2 separate regions of the Homo sapiens genome follow, and region 2 is linked to region 1. The links are chromatin contacts, found by Hi-C or POLR2A ChIA-PET in ENCODE. All regions are on one chromosome and are shown on one strand. Each heading gives the region's core, a stretch centred on a gene start or an enhancer-like site at or near the end of the contact. The rest is flanking DNA. Distances are from core to core; before and after follow the strand shown. Region 1 overlaps PDZRN3 (PDZ domain containing ring finger 3). Region 2 has its middle 260 kb from the start of EBLN2.

The links. Hi-C counts contacts between places; a loop is a spot of excess contacts on that map. ChIA-PET counts read pairs that join two places held with the same protein, here RNA polymerase II (POLR2A). Pooled maps may share reads with other maps.
Region 2: a map of prostate gland shows a loop between it and region 1 (2.4-fold over the local background). The contact joins two enhancer-like sites. A Hi-C loop is called at or near these places in 1 of 168 maps with a recorded cell type or tissue (prostate gland), 2 of 37 single-sample maps with no recorded cell type and 7 of 50 pooled maps. POLR2A ChIA-PET finds 5 or more read pairs at or near these places in 2 of 52 experiments (IMR-90 and activated CD4-positive, alpha-beta T cell).

Annotation. Positions count from the first base shown.
Region 1 is chr3:73,488,107-73,493,311 of GRCh38, reverse strand. All of the region lies in intron 3 of PDZRN3 (PDZ domain containing ring finger 3), which reads left to right. Among named protein-coding and RNA genes, the nearest start is that of PDZRN3-AS1, 130 kb to the left of the region's middle. Within about 2 kb of position 2,509, at least 5 of the 41 ENCODE cell types and tissues checked have a DNase peak (open chromatin) inside an H3K27ac peak, as active enhancers do.
Region 2 is chr3:73,322,220-73,327,424 of GRCh38, reverse strand. No RefSeq gene overlaps it. Among named protein-coding and RNA genes, the nearest start is that of EBLN2, 260 kb to the right of the region's middle. Within about 2 kb of position 2,769, at least 2 of the 41 ENCODE cell types and tissues checked have a DNase peak (open chromatin) inside an H3K27ac peak, as active enhancers do.

The DNA.
Region 1 (5,205 bases), core at 1,260-3,759:
TGCTAGGGAATTCTCCTTTTCTTACTATGTCATGGCTGTCCTCCCCACTCCATGGGGCTTTCAGAAAGACAGGTAGAACATAAGAGTCTAGAGAGACCTTGGGTGTCACCCAGGCCATTGAGGCTCCATCTGGGCTTGAAAGAGCCCTCACCTGCAGTAAAGGTGCCTCTGAGGCCAAGGAGAAATTATGGCATAAGAAGGGAACACCAAGGAGATGGGGGCCCGGACATACCCTCTCCCACCTCCTTCAGATTTCATTCTTTATAAAATTTCACATAAGGGAAGAGTCTCCAAAGTGTAAGGAGGGCCAAAAAAAAAAAAAAAAAAGGTTGAAAAGCCTTCCATCTAGTCTAACCCTAAGAGTACTCATTTATTTTTGTTTTAATTTTTAAAAATTGATACATAATAATTGTACATATTTATGTGGTACATATGATATTTCAATACATGCATACAATATGTAATGATCAGATTAGGTAATTGGCATATCCACCACCTCAACCATTTATCATTTATTTGCACTGGGAACATTCAAAATCCTTTCTCCTAGCCATTTTGAAATACACAGTACTGTTAACTGTAGTCACCCCACAGGCCTATGGAACAGCAGAGCCCTTTCTTCCTGTCTAGCTGTCCAAATGCCAGTGCTTAGCAGCAGGGCCTCAGTACCACACTGCCTCCTTGGGTGCTTCTCTGCTGAATGTGCCTTATCTTTTCACCCTTCTCTAAGCTCCTGTGAAGCGGGGTGTTCTTAAACACCTCTGCAGCCCCAGATCACTGAGAACAGCACCATGCACCCAGACATCCAATGAATACCCTTCACGTGTGCTTTGGATAATTGTTAAGTCCCATATTTTTTAGAGCATATTCAAGGCAAGGGTCATAAATTCAAATGCCCCCTAGGGCCAAGAAGGCAAAGGACAAGAGGGAATGAGACCAGGGACCGTAGCGAGCTCACAGGCACACAGCCCAGCCTATGATATAAGCTACTCCAGAGCCCTAGTTATCCCCAGGAGGAGATACAAGCCCACAGCTGCCTGCACATCCACATTTTTGCACGAGAAGACAGAAATCTGGGTTTTTCTGTGAAATATTTTGATAATTTTATTTTGGAAACCAATTTAGAAATTTCAGAGGCCCCTTGAAATTGGTTTGGGGGCCTGATATGCTCAGGAAAGGGATTCTACAGTTAGAGAATATGAGAAGCACTAGTTGAAACTTTCTTCACTGCTAGTTTTCAGAATCTTTTTAAGAGTGTTCTTTTCAGTGGTCTGTGTGTTTTTCCTTTAGAGAGGGTGGGGTGTGAAGAAGCACATATCAAAGGCAGAGGTCCCTAAATTCATTTCTTGCTAGAGCCTTGGAGTACCCTGAGACGTGTGAACCCTGCACCTCTGGTCCAATCAAGAACCTTCTGGCTTCATGGTCGCTCATGCCTGTAATCCCAATGCTTTGGAAGGCTGAGGCAGGAGGATTGCTTGAAGCCAGGAGTTCAAGACCAGGCTAGACAACAAAAAGGGACCCCCCAACTCTATAAAAAATAAGTTAAATATTAGCCATACACAGTGGTATGCACCTGTAGTCTCAGCTACTCTGTAGGAGGTGGGAGGATTGCTTGAGTCCAGGAATTCAAGGCTGCAGTGAGCTATGATTGTGTCACTGCACTCCAGCCTGGGCAACAAAGCAAGACCCTGAAGACCCTGCTTCTTAAAAAAAAAAAAGGAACCTTCCACACAAGGTTTTTCTTTTGCTCTTCCTGTTGACTGGAAGTCTGTCTACTTGAATTAACAAGGGCTCTTCTTCCCATGACCTCATACTCCTCTCAGTTTAAAATCTGCATTTGAGCAATGGATGCAAAACCTAACTGGCAATATAAATTTGCATCTTCTTGAAATGGGCTCCAAGAAGCAGGTTTGTGGCCAGTAGAGCCAGCTCAGAACCCAGGAGTGGTACAAAAAGCATTCAGATATCAAGATTCCCCTCCTGGCTGCATCTTCCATGGGGGAGGCCATGAAAGGGGCCCCTGGTGAACCATTGAGTCATTTATAGGCTAATCTTAGTACACTCCCTGAAGTAGGGAATGACATGGGCTGCAAGAATTCTTCCTAAGCACCCCAGAGAGAACTTCACCGATTTAAAATATGAGTTTCTGTAACCTGAGCAGGAGCTTGCGTGGTACAAGGGCTTATGCAGCCTGCCTGCCAGGAGGCCAGAGGGTCGCACTTATGAGCTTGAGCAAATGGGGCTTTTGGGAATCAGCAGCCTCCCTGAGCTTTCCTGGAGCGAGCTGAACTGACCCTGAACTTGGAGGGCTTGCCTGGCAGGCTTTTGCTGTCTCCTGATATTGCAGTTTCAACATGAGAGGGGCAGGAAATAGAAGCCCCGTGCGTTGAAGGACTGCTGTGCCTGCACTTATCTCTGGCCAGGGAGTCCTTGGACACTGTTTTCTTTGGCAGCCAGCTGGTCTAGGTCACTTGAATTCCTTTGAAGTTCAGGGATACAGGGAGCGGTAGCCACTGCCTGCATTCCTTACTCAGGAGGCAGGCATGGGGTCTGCCATTGCTTACCTGCCAGAGAACCAGGCCTTCATTAGAAAGGTCATTTTTATGTGACTATGACTGAATAGTTCAGCCTTTTCCCCTTAAGTGGGATTTTGTGCTGATTCAGCAGTAAAGAATAAGCCCATACCCCCCATTTTTGTTGCCATTGCTCACATTTGAATTTATAGGTGGAGAATGGGTGAAGAAAAAAAACCTTTGATCTTTGGTACAAATACAGCTGTGGGGCTGTTGCCCACATTTGCCGTGATGTAGATGCCCATCCCAAAAGGAGCAAGATCTGCTCTTGCAGTGGGTGTTGAGAGGGGCTGGGAGGCTTTTTCAGTCAAATATGGAGCTGAAAACTGTCAGAATGTGCTGGTTGTACATTATCAATAAGAATCCTAACAGGAGCACAGTGTGATTTCTCTTCGTAGTGGGCGTACATGGTCTTGGGTTTCCATGTGCAGCAGTGAGAGTTGGTCTCCAAAGCAGAACGGTCAGCATTAACTTCAGCCAAGCAAGCATTCTGTATGGGGTGCTCCCTTTAAGCCCAAGGGAAAGCAGGCTCTGCTGCTTTTGCCACCTTTCAGAGGGAGAGGTGTGCCCCACCAGGGGTGCAGGTGTGCTGGGGCGTGAAGATAAAATTAGTTGTTTGGAAAAAAATAATGTCTTTAAGTTTCTGCAGAGCAGATCGTACCAATTAAAATCAGTTCATCAGAGGATTTTTTAGTCAATCCATACATTCACACATAAAGAGATGTGATTATAAGTAACTTGGCTGATTCCACAAGCTACTCACAAAATCAGATCATTATTTTGTAATCACATTTGTGGGTTTAGATGCCTGAGAGACCTTCTGAACCATCACCGTTTTGGGTGCCTGTGAGAATATTTGAAACTACCGGCCGGGCGTGGTGGCTCACGCCTGGAATCCCAGCACTTTGGGAGGCTGAGGCAGGCAGATTACTGGAGGTCAGGAGTTGGAGACCAGCCTGGCCAACTGATGAAACACCATCTCTACTAAAAATACAAAAATTAGCCCAGCATGGTGGTGGGCACCTGTAATTCCAGCTACTGGGGAGGCTGAAGCAGGAGAATCGCTTGAACCGAAGAGGCGGAGGTTGCAGTGAGCCGAAATCATGCCACTGCACTCCAGCTTGGGTAAAAGAATGAGACTCCATCTCAAAAAAAAAAAAAAAGAAAAGAAACTGCCCATATGCATGGCTAGGACAGCCTTGATGTTGTATTTAGTCTTATGCAGGGCAACTCCTCTGAAGTCCTCCTCTCACTTCTCACTATCTTACACTATTTGTGATAGACAATGGAGAAAGAGGGTTTTCTTCAGCAGAGTTGGAGTATCTACTCTGTACTGGATGCTAAGGATACAGTGCTAAACAGGATCAGCCACATAATTTGCAGGGACCAGTGCAAAATGAAAATATGGGGATCCGTTGTTTGAAAAAGCAGGAAAAGGTACCATTAAAGATATGAAAATATAAAGCTTTTCCTTTTCTTTCATGATCTTTCTGTCTCCCTGTCCTGCTATTTGCTATTTAATGCCATGCATTTTCAGGCAAGGAAATATAGCACAAGTGGAAGAAGCTGCACCCTGCCCACTAGCTGCTGGGTACCTCTCCTGCTAGTCACCTGCTCAGTGCACTGTGCCTTGGCTGGGGCTGGGGAAATCAAGCCAGGTATCTCCCCCATCCCAAGGGCCTGCAGCCCTAATCCACACCCAATGCATGATGCCCAAAGATATGGCAACCAATGTGCCAGGATGCGTTAGGCCTATCGAACACACTGTGGCACTGTCATGCCCACCCACTACAGGCACACACACCTGACTCCAACCCTCGCCTCTCCCAGGCCCCACCAAGGATGGAAATCAGCAGCAGAGATGGGGAGGAGGGGGCCAGGAGGGGCCAAGCCTCCAGGTCCCCAGTGCATGCTCCATGATCCCATCAAATTTCACTTACAAAACACAAATTTTAAGATAAAATTATTTAGAATTTTAAGACAACCACTAGAGCATTAAGCCCCAAGCACAGGGTTCTCCTAAGTGCACGAAGCCAGCCCTGTTGGTAATAGAAAGATAGGAAGATGCCTCCCCTTACCTATGAATATAATTTCTTCTAAGGGCTAAGTAAGACATAAACAAAGAGGTCAGGACAAAGAAAGGCCGAGAAGGTGAGAGACTTGTAGAGATGGTAGGCAGGTGGCTTCTTGGATGACAAGTCATTGAAGCCAAGTCCCAAGCTATGAGAAGGTAGCATCCAAGGGAAGAGCTGGGAAGATTGTTCCAGGCAGCAGGGACAGCCTGTGCAGAGACCCTGTGGTAGGAAAGAACCTGGCTCATTGGAAAAACTGAAAGAAGGTTTTGTGACTGGGGCCTGGGGACTAGGGAGGAGAGTACCATGGGAGATAGTAGGAAAGGTTGATAGGGGCAGGCAGATATTTGGAGACAGGGTAAGTTTTATCATCATAGCCTTTAATTTCCCCAAGTGGTAGCTGTATCTTTCTACTCCTCCCCATCTTGGGTTAATTTCTTCCTAAAAGGCAGAGGCTTTAATCCCAAGGAAACCTTTAATAGAAAAATTTACATTTTAGTTCATTTGTTTCCTTAAAACGGGGTTTCATCTGGTAGCTATCAGACCTGTGCTGGCACCTG
Region 2 (5,205 bases), core at 1,520-4,019, 170 kb after region 1:
TGTCTGCTCTCCCGCTAACAACAAGGCCCAATTTGATGTTTGATGTCTGTGTTAGAGATGGACAGTTGGACCTCTTTCCACAACCTACATGAGGACTCCACTCAGGAGCTGAAGTGAGAATCCGAGGGTGCTGACGAGCCAAGTGGGTATGTTCAGTGCCCTCCAGAAGGCATGTGAATCACTGCTGCCCCATAGCTGTCAGGTTGCAAATTTCTCCATACTCTTGGTAGTCTCTCCTTGATTTTTGGCTGCTTTCATTATTTAACTCTAAGTCTCCTCTCAGAGGACAAGAACAACCAATAGTTAATGTCATGGCTCAGAAAACATGGCAAGGGCCAACCAGATACCTGAAACTGATTGTGCCAGGGGAAGGTTTGTAACAAACCCATTTCTCCTGCAACAGGAGCAAGCGGGACTCGGGAGAAACTTCGCTGTGGTGTGCAGCAGGCAGCAAGGCATGGCCTCACTGTGAATGTGCTCCGCTTCTTTCTACAAATTTCCTTCTTATTTTGGGATTACTCTGATTGGCTAATGAGATGTCAAAAGCATGAGATTAATCAATGCGAATCATAACCTCAGCTGTGCTTACCCTGCAATAGCCTTCACTGCCATCACCAAAAATATAGGCTCTCTCCACAATAAACACTTTTTATAATACCAATAAGACCACACCAGGGAGTGTTGTTATCATGAAATAATCATGGCCCTGTGGGACTCAGCCTGGCTGTCTTTCATGCCTCATAATGCTGGGGAGGGGGATGGCAGAGGGGAGAAAGGAGGGCGAGATAAGGGGTGATTATATCAAAATAATGGCACCCCCTATTGTGCCCTTTTGCTTAAAGCTTCAGATACCTCAGCTGAGAACATGTGCCTGTGAATCGTACCGGGTTGAACAGCTGTGACTTTTGTGCATACAGCCATCTGCATTCATGTATTTTTAATGGGCCACTTTGGGGCTGTCAACCTGCAAACAAAACTTAGGTTAGGTTTTGAATCCTGGTCAACAATATTGAATTCTGGCTCTTGGTTATTCCTCCTTACCAACTTACTTCTTCTGCAAGAATTATTAACAAAATTGAAGTTGTAAGAAAAACAAGAAGAAAATGCAGAATCTTGCATCTCACATTCACAAAAGGGGTCCTGACAATGGATGGATGTGAGAGGTCTCCAGGGTTGGTGACTCAGCCCATTTGACTTGATTTGGACTCATTTTGATTACACGGGAATTTCCTTCCCTGATTGCCAATGTGAATTTTTGGATACTGTGGCAAATCAATCAGGTTTACATGGTAGACAGCTACTCGGGTGGTTCATACCTGTCCATAATAATGCAAAATGACAGCCAAAAGCAAAGACAGAGGCGTATGAAAACTGCTGTTAAGATGTGTGGTTTTAAGGAATATGGCATGTGTATATAATATATATTCTGCTAGTAATAATGACTTAGTGAATGAAAGCAATTGTTTACCAAAAATGACTTCTGAGCTCACTTAGATTTTCTCCACACATTCTGTGAGGCCGAGAATGCCATATTTCCTTCCAGATGCATTATAAATTTGAACATGTATAGAATCAAAGGTAAGTTTTTAAAGTTAAGGTAATTTTATAGCCTAAATAGACAAAGAGTTTGCTTTCTTATAACAGCTAAACTATTTAAAGGGGTTAAGCTGATGGTTTGTTTTATGGTGATGGTTGTTTAATGTCAGTCTGTTTTATAAGGAAGTCTAGATATGGCTCAGGTGCAAAGGTGATTATGTCCATTTCTCCTCCTGCCATAAAGGAACCACACAAAAAAACCCGAAGAAATCAATCAAAACCAACATTTATTTGAGGCAATTTTCCTCTTTTCAATTCTTTAACATTAATTCAGAATGGTTTCAAAGTTACAAGATTCAAATTGGACTCTGAAACACCAAGAAAATTATTTTTCAAAAACATGTACACTCATTGGGCAGGGAAGTAATGCCATCAAATGCTCCCATGCTGAGCCCTCAAATCCCCTCCTAAAATAAAACCATAACTTGGTGTCTTCCCCTGATAATTATTCTCACTAAAGCAACTATCTTCTTTTTAAGCTCCTTAAAATCATTTCGTGGCCAAAGAAGAGAGGAGCAAGATGGTTTTGATCTTTTAATGACAGTGATTCAACCACTTCAGCATTTGCTGGAGACTGGCTGTTCCTTTTTTTAATTTCATCAAGCCAAAATTGTTATAAAATGTCCTCTGTGAAAGAATATTCCATTTTAATCATGATTTCTCTTAAGAAAAAGAAACATAAACATGTCAACATGACACTAGAGAACCACAATGTGTCTTCCTAATACAATAATAGCCATGGTTTTATGAACCATTCGATGAAACAGCCAAAGAAGAAATTAGATCCTTTGGCCCTGGTTGCTGAATGTAATAGATCTCCCCTCAGTTAGATAGCTGGGAACAGGCCGAAATGATTAATAGGAAAGCTTGATGGTGCAAAAACTGCTTAATGTAAGAGTGCAATATGGCATGCAAACCAAACTAAAACAGCCATAAATATTTTAGGCATCTTATAAAGATTTAAGAATATTTATTCCACATATAAATCCATTGTGTAATATCAGTGAAAGCTAAGAGTCCAGAGGTCTGGCAGCCTGAAATACAATGCGGTGGATGAGGGCTGTGTGTCTTCTCTCTGTTTGCATTTTCCTGTGATGATTAAACCAAAGTAGTTGGCTAACTGCTTCCAAAATGAGGCAAAACTCCCAAGTGCCAATCCTTTTACAGCTTTGTCAGCACTTACTGCTCAGAGAAATCTGATCTCCAAAGCTTTGCGACAAGGAGTAAGGTTGGGGCCAGAGCCTCTCCCTGGTAGTTTTATCTCACATTTCAGGTCTCTTACATCTGTGCTAACCAAAGTGTTATCTTGGGTCAGCTGCAATGGTATGGCCTGGATGCTGGTTAGAAATGCAGAATCCCAGGCCCCAGCCCAGACCTGCTGAATCAGAGGCTACAGTGTACCAACATCCCCAGGTGGTTTGCATGCATGCTAAAGTTTGGGAAACCCTGGGTTACACCTTCAGCTCTCTCACATCTCCCATTCCTGCCTTTATCCCCAAGCACCAGATGGCTCCCAGAGTGTAGCTAATGAGATGGAGCTTTGTCACTGACAGGACGTGGATTTTTGTAATCTTACTTTGCCTCTCTGAGCCTCCATTTTCTCATTTAAAAATAAAAGGAAATAACGATAACAATTTCACGGGGATGGTGAAAAGACTAAGTGAAATTATGTATTCAAAAGCTCACAGTGAGATGTCTGGTATATAGCAAATGCCCAATCAATGGTTGAAATTGAGGGTGATAAAAAGACACAGACAGGACAAATTTCAGTTTTCACAAAACCGTTAAGAACTCCCTCATCAATTTCTTTATCTATTCGATGGGATCCATAAAACAAAGATGTTTGGAAGTTGGGATAAGAGCAGAGAAAAGTGTCAGTTACTAAGGAAGAGAAATAACAGCAATAAGAGTGTGACTGTGGATTAGTTATCTTGTCCTGTGTGTCAATTACCCTAAAACTTAGTGGCTTAAAACAAACATTTATTATCTTGTCATGTCTGTGGGTCAGGAATTCAAGACCATCTCAGATAGGTAGGTTCTATCTCAGGTTTTCTCATGAAGGTTAAATCAAGAAGTTGGCTGGGGCTACAGTCATCTGAAGGCTCAACTGGGGCAGGAGAATCTTTTCCAAGAGAGTTAATTCACATAGTGCAGAATGTTAGCAGGAGGTCTCAAGTCCTTCCCCTGTGGACTCTCCATGGGCTGAGTATCTTCATGGTATCATGCCTGGCTGACAGAGAGGACATGGAGGAAGTCGTGGTGCCTTATATGGCCTGGCCTCAGAAATCATGCACCAGACACCCTATCTGAGAAGCATCCATGGTTGTGGCACTAATAGGTGGCCAGAGGTAAGCTTTGGTCCTTAATCTCTTCAGACCTTAAACCCCTGCTAAAAACAAAAATTAGATCCATGTACAAATTGTTCTTCTTATGCAAATACTACTTCAAAGCAATTCTCTCTTTCAACCAAATTGTTGCCCCCAAATCTCTACTATATAGAAATGCTGGAGTCCCCAATGTATCTCTACTACAACTTGTAAAATAGCTTCTAAAGTGTCATAAATCCAGATAGTCATAAAAGTTTTCAGTGATTACATTTTCAGTTCAGTCTGAAACACTTCCCCACTCCCAATACACCTTTTTATCCAGCTCAAGTCCTGCAATCCTTCTAGTTATAGGTTAAATAACCCTTTCCCTAGGAGGCCCTAGGTTAGATAGGACTGTTGCAGTATCTCCCAGAACCCTCTCAAATTCCTTTAACATAATACTCTTCACATATTCGGGAATTTATGTGTTTGTATCAGTACAAGCTTTTGTGATTGATCTTTTAATCAATCACAAAATTCAAGATGGCAGGGACCATGTCCAGTCTTGTTCAATTTGTATATACTGGAACCTGATACAGGGCTGGCACAGAGTAGGTTCACAAAATCTGTTGCATAAATTTTTGTTTATCCATTTATTCAATAAATATTATTGAGGGCCTACTGTGTGCTGGGCAGAATTCCATGCACCGCAGATATAGCTGTGAACAAAATCAAACAAGTCCTAGATGGGTGAAGGCAGATTAAAAAATAAATAAATAAATAAAGAGGGGAACAACACATACTGGGGCCTGTCACAGGGTCAAGGGCCGGAGGAGGGAGAGCATCAGGAAAAATAGCTAATGGGCACTGGGCTCAATACCTGGGCGATGGATGATCTGTGCAGCAAACTACCATGGTACACATTTACCTATGTAACAAACCTGCGTATCCTGCACACGTACCCCAGAAATGAAAATAAAAGTTGGAAATTTAAAAAAAACTAATAACCAAACAAAAATTCAACACATCAGGATACAAAAAAATTATTCAAAGAATAGCAAAGAGCAAGAAGACAGTGATGGAGTGGTTCTAATTTAGAAAAGGTGGTTAGGAGAGGCCTCCCCAAGACAGTGGTATTTGAACAAAGCCCTGAATAAAGTGAAAACACAAGCCATGAAAATAGCCACAGGGAGAGTATTCTAGAAGGAGGGAACAGCTAGTGCAAAGACTAAGGGGGGAGAATATTTGTCATATCCAAGGACCTGCAAAGAGGCCGATATGCTAGAGTAGAATAGGACATGGT